Regions from separate parts of the Homo sapiens genome. Here all the other regions are linked to region 3. Evidence: chromatin loops called from intact Hi-C (ENCODE). Cell type or tissue: ascending aorta. All regions are shown on one strand.

Region 1 (8,000 bases), 99 kb after region 3:
CCACACCTGGTTCCCACCCTTGGGAAGCTTTCAGCCCAGCCTCACCTCCTTTAAAATCTTTGTGCATTAGGGACTGAAAACCAGGAAATAGAGATTTTATATAAATGAATACATAGATGATTGAATTTAGTGGTGGCTTGATTCTAGGACACAGAATACTTCATGTACTTTTATCACCAATGATGAAAACTTGCGGTGAGTGCTTCAATTGGAATGTATTTGCTTGGCTTTACAAATGACCTTAGGGCTATATTTATAGAATCATTAAGGGTCTGAAGGAGTTCCTTAAATTTTTAGTTATACTTTGCTGCATTTTATTGGGAACATTATTTGCTATAATGGCATCTATGCAGTTGGGGATCCACATAGGTTTTGGGACAAGGACATCTGTACGTAGACATCTACAACCCAGAGGTATGCTCGTTAATGTTAATTTTTGTGTCATTTTACAACATATTGTGCCATATAAATGATCATCCAAAAAAGGAAGCAATAAATTTGGAAGTCATCAAGCCATAGTTTTGGATCATGATTAGGTCCAAACTTTTGCAGACCTGATACCTATCTTGGAGATTTTTATTTTTTTTATTTTTTAGAGACAATCTTGCTCCTTTGCCCAGGCTACAGGAGGCTGGGGTGCAGTGGTACAATCATAGCTCACCACAACCTATCTGAGAGTCTTTTAAGTTCTTTACGTGAATGATTTAATTTTATTGTTAAAATATCCACACAAATAGAGACTGTTAATATCTGCCGTTTATAGGTATCCAAACTGTGACCCAGAAAGGTTAAGTCACTTTCCCAAGATCACACAGGTAATAAGTAGTTGCACCAGGATTCAAACCCGGCAGTCTTATTCTAGTGCCACCATGTTATAGCCTCTCCCTTCTTTGCACCTGAAATTTCTCAGCTCTAAAATAAGGGAATTGGTTTATATAACCTTTAGGGTCTCTTCCAGCCTAACATTATGTGGTCTCTGACGTATTAGCTGGTAGAAGACTGGATGTACCCTCACGTGCACATGTTCACACACACCTCCACAGACACAGACGTGAGCCTGGTGGACCTCCCGGAAGGCGTGCAGCAGGAATAAATCATGCCAAGAGCTATGGGTGAGGAGAGGACCTCGGCACCATTCTGCAGGCACTTTCAGGGGAGCAACACCTGTGTCTTGTTAACTGGCTACTACATTTTGTGATTTATAATGGAAAAAAGTGACACCTACAATACTGAGAACCTTTTTAAAAGGGGGGTTCTCAGGACACAGCCTAGCAGAGCACAGAATGTCTTCACATCTCCATTTTTCACAAAAATAAAGCACACGGGCCTTAATTGAAGATGAGCTTCATGAAAGCATATCTGAGGTTGGTGGCAGATTGTGGAAAACTGACAAAGCATTGCTTTCTTTATTATAAACAAATAATCAACAAATACAAATAGTGGATTATGAATTAGAAATTGCTTGTGTTAGATTGTCCAGAATATCAAACACTACATTGATGCTGTTGCTCCTGAAACATCACTCTTAAGATAAGCAACAAGGGTGAGATTATAAGGAGGAAATTACATAATCATAGAAAATAAAATAACATCGCCACCAATAAAAGATGCCAGCACTAAATAACAGCCCCTGTCTAGCCCTGTCTCTGCCAAGCCCCACTCTGAGCGTTCTGTGGGCATTATCTCCCTGCATGGCCTCTGGAAGGAATCTTACTGCCATTTTAAGCATAAGGAAAACACAGCTTAAATATGTGGCCCAGTCTAGCATTTATTTTGTAGTGGAATCAGGGTTTAAACTGGAGACCCTCAGTACTGAACCCTACTGTTTATCCTGCTGGAAGAAGTTCACGGTGAAACTTTACTCAGGCTTTGGGGCCCAAGTGCAGACCTTCCATGCATGGGCAGAGAACAAAGTGGTCCCTGGTCAGCCCTGAATCCCTGCTTCCTGGGCTTCACAGAGGGTAACAAATGACCACAGAATACTCACTTCAGAACGGTCGCGACACTGCAGAAGACTTTAGTCCCATTCACTGGTGCTGGAAGGCACCTCAGGACTCAGCATCTCAGTGCACAGGGAGCCTAGGGTAGCTTGGGGTGACTTAGTTCAGCAAGGTGCCCTCATGCAAGAAGCCGCCCAGCTGTGGTAATGGGATGGGGAAGCCTCTAAGTCTCCTTTTTGTACAGAGAAAGGCACGCCAGGGACGCTGAGCAAAATAGTCACGGCTCCTTAAAAGCAGGGAGAACATCCTTCCGCGCTGAGCACTGCACACCCTCTTCTGCAGTCTCTGCGAGGGAGAGCCCTGCAGGGCGGATGTCCACCAGGCTGCCGGTTCCAGCCCTTGCTGCCCGTGTAGGGGTGTCCATGGGCGCTTGGTTCTGGGCCTGTGTGGGAATAGTTTTGTATAGTTTGACTCTTATTTCCAGATCATTCGTGTCCTGGGCTGTGTGGGAGCCAGTGGTAGGCAAGGGGTGTGGAATTAGGAGGCCTACCTGGCTTCCACCCCTCTCCCTGGGTCTGTGGAGGCTGCAGCTCCATCAGGCCATCACCCGCTCACTGCAGCTGGGTGTGCCAGGCAAGGAGGTGAGCATGCAGGGTGGCCTCCCAGCCCTCCCCCAGGTGACCTGTGCTCATTTCCGTTTCTGAGTCCCCACTTCCTCCTCTAAGGTCATGGCAAAGAGCCCTGGCGGCTGCTGCATCCAGTCCCATCCCTGCCCTGCCTGGGAGTCCTCAGGGTTCCCTGAGTCTCCCTAGGCATCTGGTAGCCGAGAATAGAAGCTTCTGGCCTTCACGCGTCAGAAGGCACCCGTGGCTGCCCCTTACTTCTGCCTCCCAGCGTTTTGTAGACATTCTTCTCCTGAGTTCCCCCTGCCCCCCACCCACCGCCCTGTTGTTTCCCTAAGTGCCGTTTGTAGAATTAAAAGATACCGTGGACACTTAGAGGAGGCAGAAATACAGGTATTCCTACAAACTGGGTCCCCTGCAGGAAAAAACGTGCCCTTCAGAGTGCCAGAAAGCTAGCCTGGGGGACGGGCCTGGGGCTGGGGTGGGCAGGAGTCCTCGCTGCACCTGCAGCCTTGGGGCCCCTGCCGTGCCTATGCTGCAGTCACTGACTCCTTAGACCTGTGCCTAGTCTCCTACTGAAGGGCTACCCCATGCTTCTGATGCTCATTACACACCAGTTACGGAACTCCCCCGGGGAGGAGCTCTGTTTCAAATACGTTAATTTCTGTTGTGAGGGGTCAGTTACCGTTTATCTAAGTATTACTGAATTAATAGCAATTTTTGGCCAATATGTGTTTCTCGGATTCATTCCATTATTGTGCCATTCCTTTGGTCACTGAACATTCATGATTATGGAGCAAGAAGCTCAGTGCACATGTCACATGGGCTTACACTGTGGGAGGTCAGAGCTGCAGGGGAGACTAGACAGAGAGAAGACTAGAAGACTAGACAGAGAGAGATGGTGATGTGAGCTTCAGCCCCAAATCCGGAGAAATACTCTGTCTAGCCTAAATAAGGCTTAGTCATTGCCACTTGCAAATAAAGAGAGATATTCCTGCAAATATATGCTTGTTAAAAACCAGTAAGGCCAGGTGCAGTTGCTCATGCCTATAATCCTAGCACTTTGGGAGGTGAAGGTGGGAGGATCACTTGAGGCCAGGAGTTCAAGACCAGCCTAGGTAACATATTGAGACCCCCATCTCTACCAAAAAAAAAAAAAAAGGCCAAGTGTGATGGCCTGTGCCTGTAGTCCCAGCTACTCGGGAGGCTGAGGCGGGAGGATGGCTTGAGCCCAGGTGTTGGAGGCTGCAGTGAGCCACGATCACATCACTACACTCCAGCCTGGGTGGCAGAGTGAGACTCTGTCTCAAAAAACAAAACCAAACCAACACCATCACCAAATTTAAAACTATACTTTCTGCTTTCTGTTTATCTCTCTGCATATCTCCAGCAACAGATCTGTTTTTTCCTCTTCTGTCTCAGCAAGCCTTGCTCCAGCCTTCATAGTGCCATGTGCTGTGCCAGGCTGTGGGCTGTAGCTGCTTGCCGCTCAACCTTGGTGACATGCTCTCCAACTAGCAGAGGCGGAAAGCTGGTGTTGGGAAGGAGTGTGGCACTGGAGCTGGTAGCAACTCCCTGGGGAGTCTAGCAGGCTCTGGGTTAATCCTGGCAGTCCTCTCAGGCTGGGCACAACTTAGCCTGCATTGAGCCTGGGTGAATGAATGCCTGCCACACCACTGGTGTCCAGAAGCCTTTACTGTATTTCCTTAATATTGATGTAATCATGATGAGCCACCACTTCTAGAAAACTCTGAACATTTTTGGCCTTTAAGGGAACAAGTTTCTAATTTTAAGACTAAAGAAGGCCGGGCTTGGTGGCTTGGCAGGGCGTGGTGGCTCATGCCTGTAATCCCAGCACTTTGGGAGGCTGAGGAGGGCAGATCACCTGAGTTTGGGAGTTTGAGACCAGCCTGGCCAACATGGAGAAACTCTGTCTCTACTAAAAATACAAAAATTAGCCAGGCATGGTGGCGGGCTCCTGTAATCCTAGCTACTTAGGAAGCTGAGGCAAGAGAATCTCTTGAACCCGGGAGGCAGAGGTTGCAGTAAACCAAGATTGCGCCATTGCACTCCAACCTGGGTGACAGAGCGAGACTCTGTCTCAAAAAAAAAAAAAGACTAAAGAAGAACCCCATTTACTACATTTCTCACTGTGCTGTGTCTTGAGCATCTTCCAGTACCGTACCTGGGAGGGCTGAGTCCACGAGGCGCTCGTGCTCACTCACTCTCCATTTGTGCTTCTAGCTGCTGACCTCTGGAGTGAATTTTTCTGCAGAAATCCTTGGCTGCTCCCCATGTGTGCACCTGAAGAGTTATAGAAAGCCCTGTTCACGTTTCTTTCACACATGTCCTTTATGTCATGGGCAACCTGTGTTCATTGAAATTTTATGATTTCTTTGTATCACGTGTGTATAATTTTCACTGTACAAGAAACTTATATACTTAAAACATCTTCCAGTGTTAGGCCTGGTGCGATGGCTCATGCGTGTAATCCCAGCACTTTGGGAGACGAAGGCAGGTGGATCTCCTGAGGTCAGGAGTTTGAGACTAGCCTGACCAATATGATGAAACCCTGTCTCTACTAAAAATACAAAAATCAGCCGGGCGTGGTGGCATGTGCCTGTAATCCTAGCTACTCAGGAGGCTGAGACAGGAGAATCACTTGAACCTGGGAGGTAGAGGTTGCAATGAGCCAAGATTGCACCATTGCACTCCAGCCTGGGCGACGAGAGTGAAACTCCATCTCAAAGAAAAAAAAGAAAGAAAAAAAAAAACTTCCAGTGTTTTATTGGCTACTGATTTGGACACTTAGTGGAGAGAGGCAGAAATGCTGGTTTGTGTGATTTATACAGCTGTAATATTTAATGGCTTTACACGACTAATGGGCCCTCTGGTTCAAGGTGAAACCAGAGGAGCAAAGTGTGTGCTGATTCTTGTCCATCTTCTTCTTTAGCTTGTGTGTCTGTGTGGACGTCTGTGACAGGAGCACAGATATCAGGTACAAGTGAAAGAAACAAAACTCAGCCCCAAAGTGCACTGACTTCTCTTTTCCCCTCCCTTTAGCGCATTTGAGTCCATTTAAGTTGAAGCAACTATTAGCCACCTACTGTGCTGGCCCCTGGGGATGCAAAGATAATGACGTGGGTGAGCAAAGAGACAAGCAATGACAGCAAGGTGATTAGCACTGTGTTGGGGGATGCGCGGGTTGCCATGGGAACATGGAAGCGGTGGTACTCAGTTCCTGGATGGGGATGGGAATACTGGAGAAGGCTTCACAGTCTTGGCGAAGGGTTTTTCTGTTTTTGTTTTTTGCTAAAAGGTCAGTAGGCATTTGTCACGCAAGGGAATGAGGAGCAAGTCATTCTAGGCAGGAGGAACCGTGTACATGAAGGTGCAGTGATGGGAAGCCATGGTATGCCTGAGAGGCATTTTGGCCTCCAGGGGGATGTGTAGGATTTAGGAAAGACTCAGGAAGATGCTCGGGACCACATGGCGAAGGGCACGTATGCCTCGCTAATACGGACTATGTCCTGGAAGTGATGGAATCTATGGAAAGATTTGAGGTCGAGGAGTGACATGACATTTATCATCCAGAGATAACAGTTTGCTTAATAGAATAAACTTTCATTCATTCAGCAAATATTTTTGAGACTGTATTACATGCCAGAAACTGTTCTGGGACCCAGGGAAATAACAAATAAACAATACTGTGAACATTCCTTGTATTCAGGAGAACTTACATTCTAGCGATTGAAGGCAGTAAATACAATAAAAGTTAATTATATGATTTATTGATTCATTTGTTTTTGCTTCATTTAAAGGTGGTAAGCCTTATAGGAAAAAATAAGGCAAGGAACATAGTCCTGGACCTGGGTGTGGAGAAGGCCCCATTTATCAATAGGTAGCTTTGTTATACTTAAATATAAAGAAAACTTGCTTTCATTTATATTTTTATGAATTTACTTTCAGTGTGCATTTTGGGACTAAGCTTCTGGGTTACATTTGTCTCATTTATGCCAATTATTCTTGCTGTTTTATGCACTTTTCCACAGAGATAGTATTGAGAAAACCTGGATTGGCTGTGGAGCAGAATTAAAGCTCAGCTGTCAGCCTACTGGGGCACTTCCTCCCTCCAGGAAGGTGGAGGAATATGACACGTCGGGGCTCCAGATGAGAGCTGTGTTCAGAGGAGGAAGTGGTTTTTCCAGGTAGATGTGGCCATCCCTTCTCTCTTTAATGATGACAGAATGGGACAGAGCAGAGCTGGCCTCAGCAGGAGCGTTCAGGCTGGAGTGAGGACCAGCGTGAGTTTTCCGTGCTGGGGTTGACGGCCTGGGGAGGCAGCTGCATTGTTCTCATCCTGTGCTTCCCGAGGTCGAGGCTCTGACACCATCCTGCTCTTCATCTGACTGACTTGGGTCCAGCGATGGCATCAGTGAATGAGTCTGTGGGCGGGGCCTGGGTGGTGTTTGAGGTTTGTCTGTTTGGAGAAGGGGTGGGGACAGAAGGGAGGCTGGGGTGAGGGGTGAGGGTGATTCATACCTGTGAGAGGGAGGCTGAGATTCCCCGAGGGCAGGACGGTGGACCACAGTGACCCTGTGGGAAGAGGTCTGGGGACGGATGGCCCATGGCGGCAGGGTGCGCAGAGCTCCTGGGTGCTGGGCCATCAGGCCACACTGCACAGGTGAAACCGGCTCTCAACAGGACATGCCCTCGGGGAAGAACTGAACAGAAAGACAGATTTGTTGTTAATTTTGGAAGGTAGGGGATTTTATCAGCCAGTGTTCCATTGAGGATAATGGGTTTTAAGCCCCTGCTCCTGTTTGTTGACCACGTTATTTTGAAGTCTCCCAAGTCTACTAGAAATATTCTCTTTTTGGTTACTGGGGAGATAGACAAAGGAATTTAGGAAATCCTTAACTGGCACTTAGTACTATAAAGAAGTTCTTTATGAAAGGTCTGAAATGGGCATGTTCAGTCAAAAAATATTTTGTCTTTGCAGAGCTTGGAATTCTGGCCTGGCATAGGTTGTCAGAAATAAGTAGTTTTTCCTAATAAAGCTGTAACTTTCAGGGCAGGTGAGAGGTTCCCATCTCTCTGCCCAGTAGCGGGGCTGGTTCTAGGTCAGCCTGGAGCTCAGCCTCCTGCTGAGAACCCAACAGCCCCACCCGTGCCTCTTCCTACTGCAGCTTGGTGTACAGGGGAGTGCACGCAATAGCTTGCCACCCACTTTGATCCCAGCCTTGAGTGTTATCAGTTACAGGAGCCAAAAGCCATTCTTTTAAGTACCAAGTCTCCATCTGGGAAGGAAGAGACAGTTTAGTTCACCAGCAGACCTTCCTTGTTTGGGGCCTGGGACATTCTCCTGCAGTAGAACATCCTGCCATCCATAAAAGAGGTATGAAGATGCCATCACAAAATTCTGGTGTGGGTTGGT
Region 2 (8,000 bases), 88 kb before region 3:
TTCTATTTGCAAAACGTGTAACTATTTAAAGCTTTTCACAGACAACATCTAATTTCATGTTCCTTGGCTTTAAGGAACAAATAATCAATGAAATGTACATAGAAGTATAATTAATGGATTTGTTTCTTCTTCTCTAATGTGGCTATTAGCTGAATGAGGAATTCAGGCCAGAGTTTATGTTATTTTAATGTGTGAAACCTAATTGGAATGTGATGCCCAATGGTTGTCCAAACCACATGGCAGGCTGTTTTCTGAAGGTCATTGGTCCCAGGGATGGCAGCTTGGTGGCTGGGCAGGCACCCACCTAGTCGATGTCATTTTGGGAGGTCAAGGGTATAGCACTAAAAACTGAATTCGAAGATACACATAGTTACATCAAGGGGACTGAGGGGGCACCCCGTGAAGCTCTCTCCTGGTGGGCCATGCAGGATGGAGTGTGGCGCGAGTACGGTGCAGGCTGGGGCCACCGCAGGGGCCTGCTCTCATCTCCTCCCTGTTAGAGGAGCGTCTTCTGGGCGCTCTTGTGGGACTTAGGAGTATGTCCCAGGTCCTGAGCAGTGCAGAGACTTGGCCTGGTGCCAGCAGTGAGGTGGATCTGCCAGTGTGGCCCCTCTCCTGTCCCACTCGCCTCCCGCCTCTGTCTGTGGCCTGTGCCCCTTTTTGCCTGGCATGGTTTGAGCTTCTGTCCTGGTACAGTTTGTTCGGCTGTGGATGCAAGTTGACTTCAGTTCTGTTTCTCCCCTTTCAACAAAATCACCTTCCTTCCCCGCGTGGCCTTGTCCGGGGGCTGCTGCTGCCCCGTGCTGTGCTCCACAAGCCTCCGTGTAAATCGCCTTCCTTCCCTGCGTGGCCTTGTCCGGGGGCTGCTGCTGCCCCGTGCTGTGCTCCACAAGCCTCTATGTCACCTCGTGCTGCCGCATCCCTTCCCCAGCTCAGCTATTCACTGTTGTCTGCAGCTCTGACTCTTCCGCTGTGGCTGCCAAGTCCCCTGATCCCCTGCTTGCGTTCCAAGTGGAAGCCGTGTGCGCCGTTCACACTGGCTTCGCAGCTTCCTGCTCTCTCCTCCGCAGCCCAGGAAGCGCCACCTCCAGCCATGCTCCCTGGAAGCTGCGTGTGGGAGAGGCGCGTGCCAGCTGTGATGCTCGTCCGAACTCAGCTCCGGACCCGAAGCTGGCAGCAGGGAGAGAAGGCTGCCACGTCTGCTGGCTCTCCCTGGTGTGGTCCTCCTGGTTCCCTGAAGGGAACAGGAGCCAGCGTCCTCATGACCAAGGCTTCAGCTCATTGTTAAAATGATTAGGTGGCAGGTGAGGCGCTTTCTGATCTCCCCTGGTCATGAGTTGTGTGATCAATGAGGACTCTAGACGATGGCAGAGGATCTGCTTGTCGCCACACACAGTGCGTTAGGGATGGAGCTTGCCACCAGTGGCGCCACCTCTTTGCAGGCGCCTGTCCTGAAGGACGTGAGCGGGCGAAGTGCTCTTGGGTCTGCTTGGACACGGGTCACTGGCCGCTAAGAAGGCAAATGCCATGCCGTTCAGATACGTTCTCTGCTACTGGATGATGTAGTGCTGCTGTGATGTAGCAAATGCATTGGCTTGTTGACTGTTAAGAGGTGGCAAGACATCAAGGGACCCTCTGGCTTGCTCTTGGGTTGGCAAGGTTGGCAGAGGGGCCCACTGCTCAGAGCCCAGTAAGAGGCGGGACAGCTGTGTTTGGAAGTGGGCCAAGGAAGCCGGCACCCTCTTATTGGAAATATTCTCCATCCTGTGACCTGTTTGTCGCTGTCTCTGGTGCTCCTGTGACCTGTTTGTCACTGTCTCTGGTGCTGTTTTATGGAAACCTTCTCTAAGCAAAGATGTCTTTGAGTATTTGTTCCCCTTCCCTCCCTGGGTGATGCAGCCTGCTGGTAAGGTGTGGCCAGCTTCAGAGCCCAGAGGAACGGGGTCTCTCCCTTAGCTGTCAGTGGAGAGAGGTTTCTGAGCCTAGAACCTTATACTCACAGCTGGAGAGCTTAGAGGCAGAGTTTTGTCGCAACTGTTGAGACTGATTATGTATTTCCATAGAGGACCTCGGCCCAGAACTCCAAACCCTAGGCTCCTACACCTACCTGCCTACCGGGCATCTCTACTCATAGGCACCTCCAAGCCAGCATGTCTAAAACTGAACTCTTACTCCCCCAGCTGCTCCTCCCTGCCCCTCAGCCCCCCAGCCCTGTCACTCCCTCACTGTCCCATTCCAGTCACCAGCATCCTTGTCTGCCCGTGGTTCAGGCCACACATCTCAGACACTTCTTTCGTCACCTTTTCCCATGGCCCAGTGCATGTTTGAAACCTATTTGTTCTGCCTCCAGCGTTCGTCCCAATATGATCACTTTTCACTGTCACCACCAGCAGTGCTCGTGTGTCCTCTCTCCCTGGGTTTCTGCGGGGCCTCTGACCGGGTGCTGTCCTCCCCACCCGCGATGGTCTGGTCTGGATGCAGCAGCCAGTGACCCTTGTAATCCCTGATGGCATGCCCTGTGCCCCTCGGGCCTCCCTCCTGCTGAGGCTCCTCACCCACGTACCCCCTCGCCGCACAGGCCTCTGTGGTTGCCCTACCCAGAACTCTCCCTGGGTGCGCACATTAGTCGCCTGGCTTTGCCCTAGGAGGCCTTCCCTGGCCCATGTGTCTCCTGCACGGGGCCTGGTCATTGTGAGCTCCAGGAGGGCAGACAATCGTCTTCTTGTCCCTGTCCTGGCCCAGCATCGGGCTGCCAGGACTGTTTGTTGAATAAACAGATGGACTGTGAGCAGGCACCTGTGAGCAGGCCAGGGGAGGATGGTGGGCAGGTCCACAGACTCGTAGGCCTGGATGGGGCTCTGGACTCCTCCCTTCTGCCAACTTCTGGGTGGGCACCAGGTGTGGGTGTGAGGCCATCTCACCTGAGCCTCCGTGGGTTGGGACAGGCCTCAGTGCAAACAGAAAGTCCTGCAGAAAGGCTGAAGTATGAGCAGCAGTGAGAGAGATGAGCCGGGGAGGCTGAGCACCTTCCATGAGCCCCGCCCCACCCCATGGACTGCTGCTCACCTACATTACATTCTTATTTTACTGTTTTCCTCTAAGTAAACTACCTACCAGAAACCAGGAGAAGCAATTGTTTTTCAGACCAACTTTTGCCCTTCCATTCTCTCCTCCCAAATTTAACTTGCTGGCTAAATACATTTTGGATAAATTAGTTATTTATTTGCTTAGAAACCAATTTATCAAGCTGTAAAAAAATCATCAGATTAGGTTGGCACGGTGGCTTATGCCTGTAATCCTAGCACTTTGGGAGGCCAAGGTGAGTGGATCACCTGAGGTTGGGAGTTCGAGACCAGCCTGACCAACATGGAGAAACCCTGTCTCTACTAAAAATACAAAAAATTAGCCAGGCGTGGTGGCGTGTGCCTGTATTCCCAGCTACTTGGGAGGCTGAGGCAGGAGAATTGTTTAAACCCGGGAGGTAGAGGTTGCAGTGAGCTGAGATTGCGCCATTGCACTCCAGCCTGGGCAACAAGAGCAAAACTCCATCTCAAAAAAAAAAAAAATCATCAGATTATTAAAGTTTATTAAATTCATCATATGTAGATGCTTTCTCTTTAGACGAGATGTCTCTATCATAACCTTGATTCTCCTAAGCTGTTTTCCTCTGTTCTTGGGATCAGGAAAAGTTCAAAGTAGAGAAAATTATGGTCTGTGAATCTTTTTTCCATCTTTTCAAAGAAGACTAAATGTTCGACAGCTACCTGGAAGTCTGACTCACCCTCCAGGCATCTGACTGTGCTTTTATTCTGGTATTAGTTTTGTTGCCTTGGATTTAAAATCCACAAGGATTGTGAAAACCAAGTGCGGAAGAAGGAGAAAAAACTGAAAAACCCCCCACATTCTAAATAGTGGTGAGGACTCCTAGCAAATTCATTCCTATTGATGGCTTTTAGCCTGTGTAATAGACCACTAGCCATGTTGCATATGCGATCGGCTTTGGTTGGATGAGTCGACTTTATTTCCCTCCCAGTCTGAGGACACATCTGCAGTCCTGCCCCTGGGGGAAGTGCACATCCAGCCCTGGGGTGGGTTGCTTTTCTTGCAGGCTGGGTGCTGATCCTTGCCTCCGTTAGGAATCTGTTTGAACCTCCACCCGGAGAACAGACTGGAAGGAAATACACCAGGACATTAAAAATAGAGGTCTTGGCATATAGTGCTAAGGATGGTTTAAAAAATTCTGTCTTTTCATCTTTTCCATATTTTCTACAATGATCATGTGTTCCTGTTTTTATAATGAGAAAATTCCCAGTTAACTAGATTTGCTAAGGGTGTGGAATAAAAAGTCACTTTCTGAAAAATTGTGGAAAACAATTTGATGTGTGTCTTTTTAAGCATTTTGGAAGCGCGGTGGAGTTGCTATGGGGATAGCAAGGTTTACTCTCTACAGAGAGTGGTTCCATCTGGCACCCGTCGCTCCCGAGCTGGGCTGGGCAGTTCTGTGCAGAGCAGTTTCTCGTTAGATGTGGAAACAGTTACACAGAGAAGCACTGTTCCATCTTTTCCCCCTGGAACCATCATTTTGCTTTGATCTAACAATAGAAAAACTTTTTTTTTTTTTTTTTTTGAGACAGAGTTTTGCTCTTGTTGCCCAGGCTGGAGTGCAGTAGTGCGATCTCGGCACACTGCAACGTCTGCCTCCCGGGTTCAAGCGATTCTCCTGCCTCAGCCTCCTGAGTAGCTGGGATTACAGGCATGCACCACCACCCCAGGCTAAGTTTCTATTTTTAGCAGAGTTAGGGTTTCTCCATGTTGGTCAGGCTAGTCTCAAACTCAGGTGATCCGCCCTCAGGTGATCCGCCCTCCTTGGCCTCCCAAAGTGCTAGGATTACAGGCGTGAGCCACCACGTCTGGCCTAGAAAAACATGTTAAACTCCTTTCTGTACCCTCTGCTTCCTCTGGGTGCTGGCGTTGCCTGTGTGGGGCTCGGTCCGTGTTTCTCAGTCTGGAGGGTTTCTGAGCTGCTGTTGGAGTGGGGGTGTCTCCTGCACCTGGTGTTCCATGTCGGACTTTCAGATCACAGTTGGAATTAATTTTCTTTTGCAGATGTGTTGACATCTTCCTCTGAGGTTACGTTTTAATTCCCCTTTGCTTTGTCCCTGGAACTGTGGACTCCCTCCCTCCCTAGTCTTGCTTGGAACCAGCGTGGTTCCATCTCAGTTTAGAGATGAGGATTGTAACATTCCATAAGGGACTGTGCTTGGGGGCATAATGTGTGCAGGTAGAGTTCTGTTTTATATTTAATGGAGAATGAAACACAGTGACTTAAGAAGCAGCAGGTGTCTCTGTCTTTGTGATCTTGGGTTATCCCTGGAGGCTCCACTCATAGAACGCTTGCTAGGCATGCTGGCTTGGGCTCTGGAGGCCAGCTTGCTCTTGTTCTGGGCTGTGGCCTTTGGCCAGTCCGAGTCCTGCTCCCTCATCTTGAAAATGGGATCATGACATCTGCCTGCTTGCAGGGTTACTCTGACTGTCAGATGAGATGGCGCAGGTGCCCGCTGGGAAATGCAGGGGACTAAGTGCATCACCCCACGTCCTGGGCACTGGCAGAGTCACTGGTGTCCTGGCTGCTTCCTCCTGTGATCTGATAGGATGTGGCTCTCTGAGGCCACCGTAGATGGTCTCTTAGTTCCCAGAGCTTCTAGTTCATATACTTAGTACCAAGGAAGGTTCTGTGGTTCATGGGCTTGTGGACAGTGACTGCCGGGTGGCTGATTTGTTCTTGCATTGGAGACAGAGGTGATAATTTCACTCCTGGTCCCACGGCCAAGTGGAACTGGGGTGATCTGTTCAGTGGAAAAAGCAGTTAGTTCGAAGACATTCAGGGAACGTGGATTCTTGTTCCTAGCTCGGTCTCCAAGTAGCATTGTCCCCCGAGCAACCAAAGATCCATTCCCTCAGTGCATACAATTGTGTGACAGCCCTGCACCAGTCACTGTGATCACTCAAGACCTCTGGCCTCAGTTTCCCCATGGAGAACCCCCTTCATGGAGGCATTGCTGTCCAGCAGTTTGCATGTGTTCTTTCATTTGACCCATGTAATTCATTTATGAGGTTGGGAAGTGTAGTGATCAGTCCCATTTTACAGATGAGGAAACTGAGGTCTAGGGAATTTAGCACCTTGTCTGAGGTCACATGCTGTTAAGATCTCGTCTCTAAAATGGGAGGCTGGGGTAGAGTCTGGTGGCCTCCTGGATGCCCACCCTGGTTCTTAAGGTCAATGTGTCTGCCTCCTTGCGAAGTCACGGTGCTTGGGCTGATTGTGAAGGAAATGGACAGTGGAGTGAGGCTGTTCCTAGCCATCCTTACCCACAAGCTTGCTCTGAAAATCCACCTAAAACCCCAGGAACTATTGGGAACTGTAAACTAACAGCAGGTGCCAGAATATCTGCCTTTCCCAAGTCTGGAGGGCATGAGATCACAGAGCCATCTAAGCATGAACCCAGGATTTCTCTTCCTTATTTTCCAGTATTGGAACTGGAGACAGATTGCTCGATGACTGGTCGTGGTTTATTGTAAAACGAGAAGGAGCCCCCTCTTAAAAACATTCTGCTGTTGGGCTGGTCCCCTTCATGCATTGCCTCTTGTTGATAGATTTTTTGCTCAACTGGAAGGATATTAGAGGTGCCTGTGCCACGCAATATTTTATGATTGATCAGTGTCTTGAAGCACTGTTGGATGCACCTGATGCCTTCTTTATTTGGGCTGTCAGTGTTCACACAAAAGGAAGACTTTTTACATCTACTCTGTGCTCTTTCTGTAATAAGCTGGGTTATTTTGGAGAGCAGGTGGGAGAACGTGCAGATGTGGGACTCAGCACCCACAGAACTGAGGGGTGGTGTGGTGCAGGCCAGAGGGCGTGGACTGCAGAGTCCTGCCAGCCTGGGTTCACATCTCTGTGAGGTTTGCACCAAATCTGGGTTACTTTTAGGATCCTGGAGAGACTCAATACCTGGGAGGGGCCTACACATAGGCAGCCTCTCCCGGGTGGTGACTACGCCTGTGTTTCTGTGTGGAAATGTGATTTTATAATGTCACGTTCCCAGGGAGCTCACTGAGATGCCTCCTGCTCCTACTCAACAGCCCTAGCCCCTGTTCCTGCCGAGGTTCTGGTGGGAGAGGGGACATTAAGATTGCTGCTTGTAAGGCCAGGCGGGTGGCTCATGTCTGCAATCCCAGCACTTGGGAGGCTGAGGTGGGCGGATCACCTGAGGTCAGGAGTTCGAGACCAGCCTGGCCAACATGGTGAAACCCTGTCTCTACTAAAAATAAGAAAAATTAGCTGGGCGTGGTGGCGCACACCTGTAATCCCAGCTACTCAGGGGGCTGAGGCAGGATAATTGCTTGAATCTGGGAGGCAGAGGTTGCAGTGAGCTGAGATCACACCACTGTACTCCAGCCTGGGCCACAGAGCAAGACTCTGTCTCAAAAAAAAAAAAAAAAAATTGCTGCTTGTAACTGCGGGCTCGAGAGAACATTTGTGACCCATGAAGCCTGCGGTTGGAGGGGCCTGGCGTTAGGGAGAGGACACTGGAAATGTTAATGCAGCTAATCCAGTGAGATTAGCCTGCTGAGCTCAGGGATTTGAGGGAACAAAGGGGAGTGCAGGGGCCACTTAGAAGTTTAAACAGACTCCCTCTCCCTTTTCACCTACGTCTTGTGTGAGGATTTCAATAGCTCCTAAATGAGCTTGCCTGAATGGCTGTGGCACTCTTTTAAATTCTAATTAGCTAGTGAATTAACCAGGATGAATTTTGATTAGTCAGAATGAATTACAGGTATTAATGATCATACAGTCTTAGAGCAAATGAAAGTAGCAGTTGTCCAGAGGGGGCTTGGGCCAGCCATCCGGCTGGAGAGACCTTCAGTAGGCTCAGAACAGCTGCGCTCATTCACTCACTGTTCCACTTTCTTGTAATGCCTGCACCAGTCACAGTGTG
Region 3 (8,000 bases):
GAATCATAGTTGACTCCATCCTGAGATTTCAACTTTAGGATGAGATAACATATTTTATTGCATATCTGATCATAAGATCTTCTGTAGTTTTATACATCGTTTCTGTTTACAAGAGAGAATGCTGCGCCTCTGAGGGAAAAGAATCATTCGCAAGTCTTTTAGCTGCATCTCTGACTTGGCGAATCCTGCTTTCAAGATTGCATTAGTCGTATTAGGTGACTGACACTGTGAAGTCCTGTGTTGACGTAATCTGTTGCCTTTTCTTTATTTTTACGTTTCCGCTGCCTCTCATCTAGGAAGGAGCCTTATGAATGAACACATTGAAAAGTCATCCTTTAATTGAGGGAAGAGACTACTTTTAACCCTGTCTGAGCCTGCTGCTCTCCCCCTGGGACTGCAGTGACCAGTGCTCTCAAACTGCTTGGCATAATTCCTTATGGAAGAGTGAATCCCCTCTGATAGAGGGTAATCCTGACTTTGTTTGAATTCTTCCAGTAACAGAGAGCTCAGCCTGTAAGAAGGTGGCCCAAGTTGCTTTCTGGACACTTGTAGTTTTAGAAGCATCTTCTGTCCTGTGACGGTGAGGAAGGTCACTGCAGTCCCCAACAGTGAGGCTCAGCACAGGCTGTGGGAATCCCGCTGCCAGGTGCAATGGCAGGGTGGAGCCGGGGAGCAATGGGGCAACTCTACGTTTGAGTAACGTGTGACGTGTTGACCTCATTGTTCCCTGAGTGTCACAAATGCCCATGGCATCTGGTAGACCGTGTTCAAGTTTAATTCAGGAGTTCAAAGCCTAACAGGATTGTTGTCATTCCCTCCCAGTGGGACCCTCCAGAAGGTGGCTCCTCTCCGTGACTGGACATAACAAGCCACGCCTGTGTCTGCAGGTGGGGAAAAGTAAATTGGAGGCCAGGCATGAATGCACTGTTTCAGTGAGCCCTAGTGAGTTCAGTGTGGAGAGCGTAGTTGGAGATACTTGGTTTTGCAGCTCCCCCGCCCTCTTGTGTTGATGAAGGCAGCAAGCAGAGGTGGTTAACTTCGGCCCGAGCATGCTGCAGGACTCCGAGAGACTGGCTCCCTGGGTCTTCTCTGGCCCAGCAGACAGGCTGCCTGCTGCAGACAGGCCGGTCTCCTGCCCCTACCCGCCGTCTGCACACTCAGCCCTGCATCTCCCCCAGAGGCCTATGCGCGGTTTGGCTGCCCGGCCAGGTTCCTCCTGAACATTATGAGTCTGTGATTTCAGATGTAGCTGCAAACGTTTCCAAAGCCTATCTCTGGGCCTATCGCCGTGTGATGTTTTAAAACCATAGTTTATTTGGCTTTTTGTGGCTATTTAATTCTCTTCGGGACTCATTCATCTCCCTCAAATTTTAAGTGGTTGTTTACAGCTCTGAATTATTTTCTTTGTGTCCTCTTGTTTCTAGTCTTTCCCATTCAATTTTACAGCTATCAGGTTTGGATAATTAGAATGGAGATTCTTCTTCCAAAAATAAGGTATTAAGAATAAACACACAAGGCTGGGCGTGGTGACTCACGCCTGTAATCCCAGCACTTTGGGAGGTCGAGGCGGGTGGATCACCTGAGATCAGGAGTTTGACCTGGCCAACATGGTGAAACCCCATCTCTACTAAAAATGCAAAAATTAGCCGTTGTGTGGTGATGTGTGCCTGTAATTTCAGCTGCTCGGGAGGCTGAGGCAGGACAATTGCTGGAACCAGGGAGGCAGAGGTTGCAGTGAGCCGAGATCGCGCCATTGCACTCCAGCCCAGGCAACAACAGCGAGACTCCGTCTCAAAAAAAAAAAAAAAAAAAAAAAAAAAAAAAAAAAAAAAAAGAAAAGAAAAAGAATAAAAAGAATAAACACACAGACTTAAAAATCTTTATTTGTGCAGAAAGCAATTGAAAGCCAGAATAATTATATTTAGAATTTTTTTTTTACAAAAAACTAGCAATGCTTGTTCTTTTTATTGAAACACAGAAAATATTAATTCACAGCATAGAAAACTTTATCCTAAGAAAAAAAATCTAGTGGTGATCTCATCAGAGTCTATGTTGTATTGCGACACACTTAACATAATTTGAAAATTACTTCTTTGTGAAAAATTGTCTACATTATCCCTTCTTAATTTTTTTATGTAAGGACTTTTACTTCACAGCTGATTTTTAAAATGGCTCTCACTTCTTTATTTCTATTATTTATTTAAGCCAGTCACTTTTCTCACTTTTTTTTTTTTTTTTTTTTTGGTTTTGAGACAGAGTCTTGCTCTGTCTCCCAGGCTGGAGCGCAGTGGCGCAATCTTGGCTCACTGCAACCTCCACCTCCCGGGTTCAAGTGATTCTCCCAACTCAGCCTCCCCAGTAGATGAGACTACAGGAGTGTACCACGACGCCCAGCTAATTTTTGTATTTTTAGTAGAGATGGGATTTTGCCATATTGGCCAGGCTGGTCTAAAACTCCTGACCTCAGGTGATCCACCTGCCTCAGCCTCCCAAAGTGCCTCCCAAAGTGGCGTGAGCCACTACACCTCGCCTGTCATCCATGTTTCTTTTCTTTTTCTTATTTTTTTGAGACGGAGTATCGCTCTGTCACCCAGGCTGGAGTGCAGTGGCGCGATCTCAGCTCACTGCAACCTCTGCCTCCCGAGTTCAAAAAATTCTCCCACCTCAGCCTCCCCAGTAGCTGGGACTACAGGTATACACCACCATACATGGCTAATTTTTTTTTTTTTTTTTTTTGATGGAGACGGGATTTTACCATGTTGGCCAGGCTGGTCTCTAACTCCTGTCCTCAGGTGATCCACCTGTCTCGGCCTCCCAAATTGCTGGCATTACAGGCGTGAGCCACTGCACCAGGCCATATTTCTCACTTTTTTGTACTCGGCTGTACCCCTTACAGATGGATAATGTAAATTTGTGTCACACAAACGCTTTGACTCAATTTTCTTTTTCTTCACAAATAGTTACAAAATTGGTAGCAGCATCTCTCTGGATTTCTACTTTTATGAAGCTTGCTCAGGGAGAAGCAGGTGGGAAGAGGAGTAGTAGAAAGAAAACCACGTCCTTCTCACTCCACAGAAAAAGCTTTTGTTTTTTAGAAATTTGCCTTTTAAAAGATAGGTCTTTATCCATTTCACTTTTCTGCATACATTTCTTTTTGTAGACACAGGATCTTGCTTTGTGCCTTGGCCTCCCAAGTAGCTGGAGCTATGGGCGCCGCCACTGCGCCTGGCTGCAGCATGTCACGCATTTGCTTTCACCAGGGATGCCCCTTTTTATCCTCAGTTCCTGAAAGTGAGCTCTCGTGCTGTGAAAATGGCAGGACTGGTAATTAGGAGAGGGCTGGATGTGGGAAAAGGAATGAGGATAGTTTTTGCGTCCTGAGCTGGAAATAGCAAATGTGTTCACATTCTTTGCTCTTTTCTTGCTTCCAAGTCAGGTCCTTATTTGACAGGGCCGTGACTCAAGTGAGGTGCCACGTTTAAGGAGGCGCCAAACTCCAAACAAAACAAAACACCCCTCAGTAACTGAGTTAAATAATACTTTAATGTAATATTAAAAGTATGGAAATTATGACAGATGTGCGTGATGAACAAAGTATTCAGCATATGGGACTGTGACTATTGTTCAATATATATAAGGTATAAGGATTTCCAGTGAATACTCTGAAATGTTTGGTTAATCTATTCATATTGGTATTTTTCCTTGGTGAACATTTGTAATAAAGAAGGAAATAAGTTCAGAGAAGGATATAATCTTCAAAAAGTCATCAGAGTTATCATCTGAGGTCAGGAGTTTGAGAGCAGCCTGGGCAACATGGTGAAACTCCGTCTCTACTAAAAGTATAAAAATTAGCCGGGTGTGGTGTCACTGCCTCTAGTCCCAGCTACTTGGGAGGCTGAGGCAGGAGAATCGCTTGAACCTGGGAGGCAGAGGTTGCAGTGAGCCAAGATCGTGCCGCTGCACTCCATCCTGGGCAAGAGTGAGAAAAGAAAGTCATCAGGATTAGCATACCAAATCTTGACGATGAATTACACGTGCGTGGCTCCATTAACCATCTTGAGTTCAAGTGTCTATTTTTTTTTTTTTTGAGACGGAGTCTCGCTCTGTCGCCCAGGCTGAAGTGCAGTGGCACGATCTCGGCTCACTGCAAGCTCCGCCTCCCGGGTTCACACCATTCTCCTGCCTCAGCCTCCCCAGTAGCTGGGACTACAGGTGCCTGCCACCACACCTGGCTAATTTTTCGTATTTTTTTTTTAGTAGAGATGGGGTTTTACCATGTTAGCCAGTATGGTCTCCATCTCCTGACTTTGTGATCCGCCTGCCTTGGCCTCCCAAAGTGCTGGGATTACAGGCATGAGCCACCGCGCCTGGCCTCAAGTGTCTATTTTTTGACAAGGTTCTGAAATTACGAACTCTCTGAGTATGTCCCGAGGACCTTCTATGCGCAGAGAACAGTGGCAGAACGGGGAAGAGGGAGAAGCGGCCTGTGGGTTTATTAGCTGGTGGCTTCTCGCAGGAGCACGTTGACTCTGAGGCCAGGCATCCGGGCAGCAGGGGAGGGGCTGGCGTGGGCTGCTGCTGATGATCTGGAACCTCCAGTCCCTGTCTGCTGTAAACAAAAAAGTGTCTGAGACAGGTCTCAATCAATTTAGAGGCTCATTTTGCCAGGGTTGAGGGAAAAAGACACACACGTCACAGTAGGACCCAAAAAGGGTTTCGACAACTTCATTATTTAAAGAGGAAAGAGCAGACAGGAGGGGAAGGTGGAAAGAAAACAGCAGAGGTAGGTGGTGAGGTGAGTGGTCGCATTCTTGTGAGGCTTTGATTTTCGCTCACTGAATACATGTGACATGTGAAAGGAGGGGTAGAGGGACGTCAATTACGCATGCGTCTCTTGTTCAGTAAATCTGCATTTTACACGGGATAAAGTAAACATAGAGTAGAGGAAGAAGTCATGTACACATTTGTCTCAGGGCGGCAGAGGGATGATTTCTGGTCTTGTCTTTGTGCCATGCCTGCCAAGATGAGCTGTTAACTTACATTGTTAGGGTGAAGGAGGCCTCCTGGGGAGACACGTGGCCTTCTATCTTGCAGCAATCTGTATAGGAATAAAAGGAAAGTCAGCTTTTTGCATCCAGCTTAACTTTTCCCTTTGGCATAGTGAGTTCGGGGTCCCAGGATTTTATTTTCCTTTCACATTTTGAAGTGACACTTGCAGTCGTGGCTATGGACTTCTCAGGGAGGCCAACAGCAGAGCTTTGATCCCTCAAGGAAGACGCAGAGTAGGATTTCAAGAGGTGGAGATGCAGAGTGCACTAAGCCTTTGAGACGGCTCCAACCAGAGTTCTGCCCAGTCCACTCCCTTGGTGGAAAACCAGCTCCCAGACCCACCTGGCACCACACACACCTCCCCTCGCTGCCCGGCCTGACTCCATGACTTGCAGTCCGCCCACCCCCTTTAAAGGGAGTTTTGGGGCCACTCCCTCTCCTTGCTTCCTGTGGACTCCTCAGCTGCTCAGTGCCTCCTCTACTCTCCCTCTCCGCGTGGGCAACGCTGAAGGCCCTTTCCAGGCCGATCCCGGCACTCAGCTTCGCTGCGCACCCGCCCGTCTCGGAACTGCTGAGTACTCTGGAGCCAACCCCAGTTTCCTCATCTGTAATGTGGGGATGGCAATATAAACTTTTTTCCTTTTTTTTTTTTTGAGACGGAGTCTTGCTCTGTCGCCCAGGCTGGAGTGCAGTGGCGCAATCTCGGCTCATTGCAAGCTCCCCCTCCCGGGTTCACGCCATTCTCCTGCCTCAGCCTCCCGAGTAGCCGGGACTACAGGTGCCCGCCACCGTGCCTGCCACCACGCGGAGCTAATTTTTTTTTGTTTTTTTAGTAGAGACGGGGTTTCACTGTATTAGCCAGGATGTTCTTGATCTCCTGACCTCATGATCCGCTTGCCTCGGCCTCCCAAAGTGCTGGGATTACAGGAGTGAGCCACCACGCCCGGCTGGCAATATAAATTTTATATGGTGACATGTGGCTGATAGCTGAGATGAGTGACTGAGGCAGAGGTCTCAATTGTTGACGTTTATTAAGCCAGCTTTAGGGTGCATCTGGAAAAATACCAGCCACAGACACATCTGTATCTATTTTTCTAAAGAGGTTTTCAGGAGGCTTAGTATTTGTATGTTTCCTTAAAGGGGGGAAGGCTCGGAAGAGGGGCAGGTGGGCTGTAAGGCGAATGATTACATTCTTGTGAGACTCTAGTTAGTGCCAGTAAATCTGCATTTTACATAAGATAAGGTGAATGAATGTTTGAAGAGAAAAAAGGGCGTAAAGGAAGAATCAATTATGCAGATGTCTCTGGGCAGGTGGAGGAATGACTGATCTCATCTTGTCTTTTTTCTGCACCTGGGAAGCGAAGCTTGTAATAGACATGATCAATGTGGAATGGAACAGACTTCAGTTTTAACCTAGAATCAGATTGTAGACGTGAAGTTACAATGAGATGTTCTTGTTTATGGGATGCCAGCAAAGAATTTACTTAGGAATGATCTATGGGGCAACCCTTCCAGACCCCTGAGGCTTTCACTTTTCTGCGGGGTTTGGCTGATGCCTGATGCTCCTAACAGCTGTTCCTGGGGAAGAGGGCATTGCCTGGCTCACCCTCTTGGCTTAACTTTCCCTTTTGCGTAAGGAATTTGGGGGTCCCGAGCTTTTTTTTTTTGTGAGATGGAGTCTCGCTCTGTCACCCAGGCTGGAGTGCAATGGCACGATCTTGGCTCACTGCAAGCTCCGCCTCCCAAGTTCACACCATTCTCCTGCCTCAGCCTCCTGAGTAGTTTCCTTTACATGGTTAAATGAGACCAAGTGCTTACTGAAGTGTAAAATAGCAGGTGCTGACAGGAAAGGCAGACATCTTTTTCTTCTCATTGTCACTGTTACCATCATCAATACGCTACTTCCTTGGCATCTGGGTCTCCCTTTGCTTTGGGAACCCTCCTCTTGTGCTTTCCTAGAAGTCAGTGTCTTGTCCTGGGCTGTTGCTTTTCTGCTTGACTCCCTCTGTGGGCCGTGGACTCTGCGGCAGAGTCCTATCTGCAGGGCTTCTGCATGGTTATCCATTGTCTTCTGAAGAAATGATGATGTTAGTGATGGAGCCACTTTGGTTAGCGTTTTGTTAAGTATGAACTTGTGAATCCTTCCCACAGCTGTGCAATATTATTACCTCCAGGGCACAGCATCTGGACTTTAATTGATGATGAGTGTATGTGGCCCCAAGGGACATGGGGCCTCGAAATTAAGGAAGGAGCTGGAAGTAGTGGACAAGCAGCAGCACCACCACGTGGAAAGGTGAAAAGTTGGATAAGGACTGGCTGAGAAAATGCCATCAGAATAGCAAGAGGGGGTCATTGTTGAAGAGCACAGCTTCAGGCAAGTCTTTGAAATCAAAGCCAGATTTCAAGGAAGTCGGAAGGAGCAGATGGAGAGGAAGTGGAGAGATTTCCATATGGTGCGTGTATTTTTTTTTTTAATTAAGGATTTTGGTGTTAAATGGAAGTGGTACTTGATGGCCTAGCAGGATGAAACAAAGTTTGTTTCTAAAGATAGAGGGACATGGGCTCACTTTTAAAGAGAAAGAAAGTAGGTGGCCATTGAGTTATGAGAGGTTGAGAAGCCGGAGATGGTGGGCCCAGAGACCCACAGAGCAGGCTCTTTGAGAGCAGCAGGTCTTCCTGCTCAGGGCCTTGCTGGTGCTGTCACGAGCCATATCCCCTGGCCTCCTGCTTTGCTTCTGGGCTGTCATCAATCTGTTTTGTGGTGTTCTCTGAGAAATGAAATTAAATCCTAAGCTCCCAGCCAAATGAATGGACCCCCTCTTGGCCAAGGGGCACCCAAAGAAACCTTAGAACTGAGTCCTGGCTGTGACAGGAGGGGAAACACGCCTCATGAGACCCCCACCTCGCTGACCACCATCAGGCTCTCCTCCCTGCGGGCTAGAAGCTCCATA

Evidence for each region. A loop is a pair of places that touch in the nucleus more often than their neighbours do. Peaks named below come from ENCODE experiments on the same cell type or tissue, not always from the same donor. Only the 100,000 strongest peaks of a DNase experiment are listed, where the experiment ranks them.
Region 1: a loop joins it to region 3, with 2.4 times the contacts of the local background. A loop is called at or near these places in 2 of 110 quality-filtered maps.
Region 2: a loop joins it to region 3, with 2.4 times the contacts of the local background. A loop is called at or near these places in 7 of 110 quality-filtered maps.

What each region holds. Positions count from the first base shown.
Region 1 is chr18:13,418,827-13,426,826 of GRCh38, forward strand. The region is part of intron 3 of LDLRAD4 (low density lipoprotein receptor class A domain containing 4); the gene reads left to right. LDLRAD4-AS1 (LDLRAD4 antisense RNA 1) reads right to left here. Exons shown (of 4, transcript NR_040031.1): 2 at 7,106-7,287; 3 at 4,749-4,867; 4 at 673-2,382. Among named protein-coding and RNA genes, the nearest start is that of LDLRAD4-AS1, 4.7 kb to the right of the region's middle. RefSeq lists enhancers at 2,503-2,552, 7,136-7,698. In ascending aorta, no CTCF peak of the experiment used is centred here; a DNase peak (open chromatin) is centred at 4,175; H3K4me3 peaks cover 481 bases; H3K27ac peaks cover 4,995 bases.
Region 2 is chr18:13,231,700-13,239,699 of GRCh38, forward strand. The region is part of intron 1 of LDLRAD4 (low density lipoprotein receptor class A domain containing 4); the gene reads left to right. It overlaps C18orf15 (chromosome 18 putative open reading frame 15), which reads left to right and starts at 7,844. Exons shown (of 1, transcript NR_146617.1): 1 at 7,844-8,000. RefSeq lists an enhancer at 7,989-8,000. In ascending aorta, no CTCF peak of the experiment used is centred here; DNase peaks (open chromatin) are centred at 972, 2,452, 4,052 and 4,472; H3K4me3 peaks cover 618 bases; H3K27ac peaks cover 3,122 bases.
Region 3 is chr18:13,320,069-13,328,068 of GRCh38, forward strand. All of the region lies in intron 2 of LDLRAD4 (low density lipoprotein receptor class A domain containing 4), which reads left to right. Among named protein-coding and RNA genes, the nearest start is that of C18orf15, 85 kb to the left of the region's middle. RefSeq lists an enhancer at 712-1,211. In ascending aorta, no CTCF peak of the experiment used is centred here; a DNase peak (open chromatin) is centred at 3,438; H3K27ac peaks cover 3,937 bases.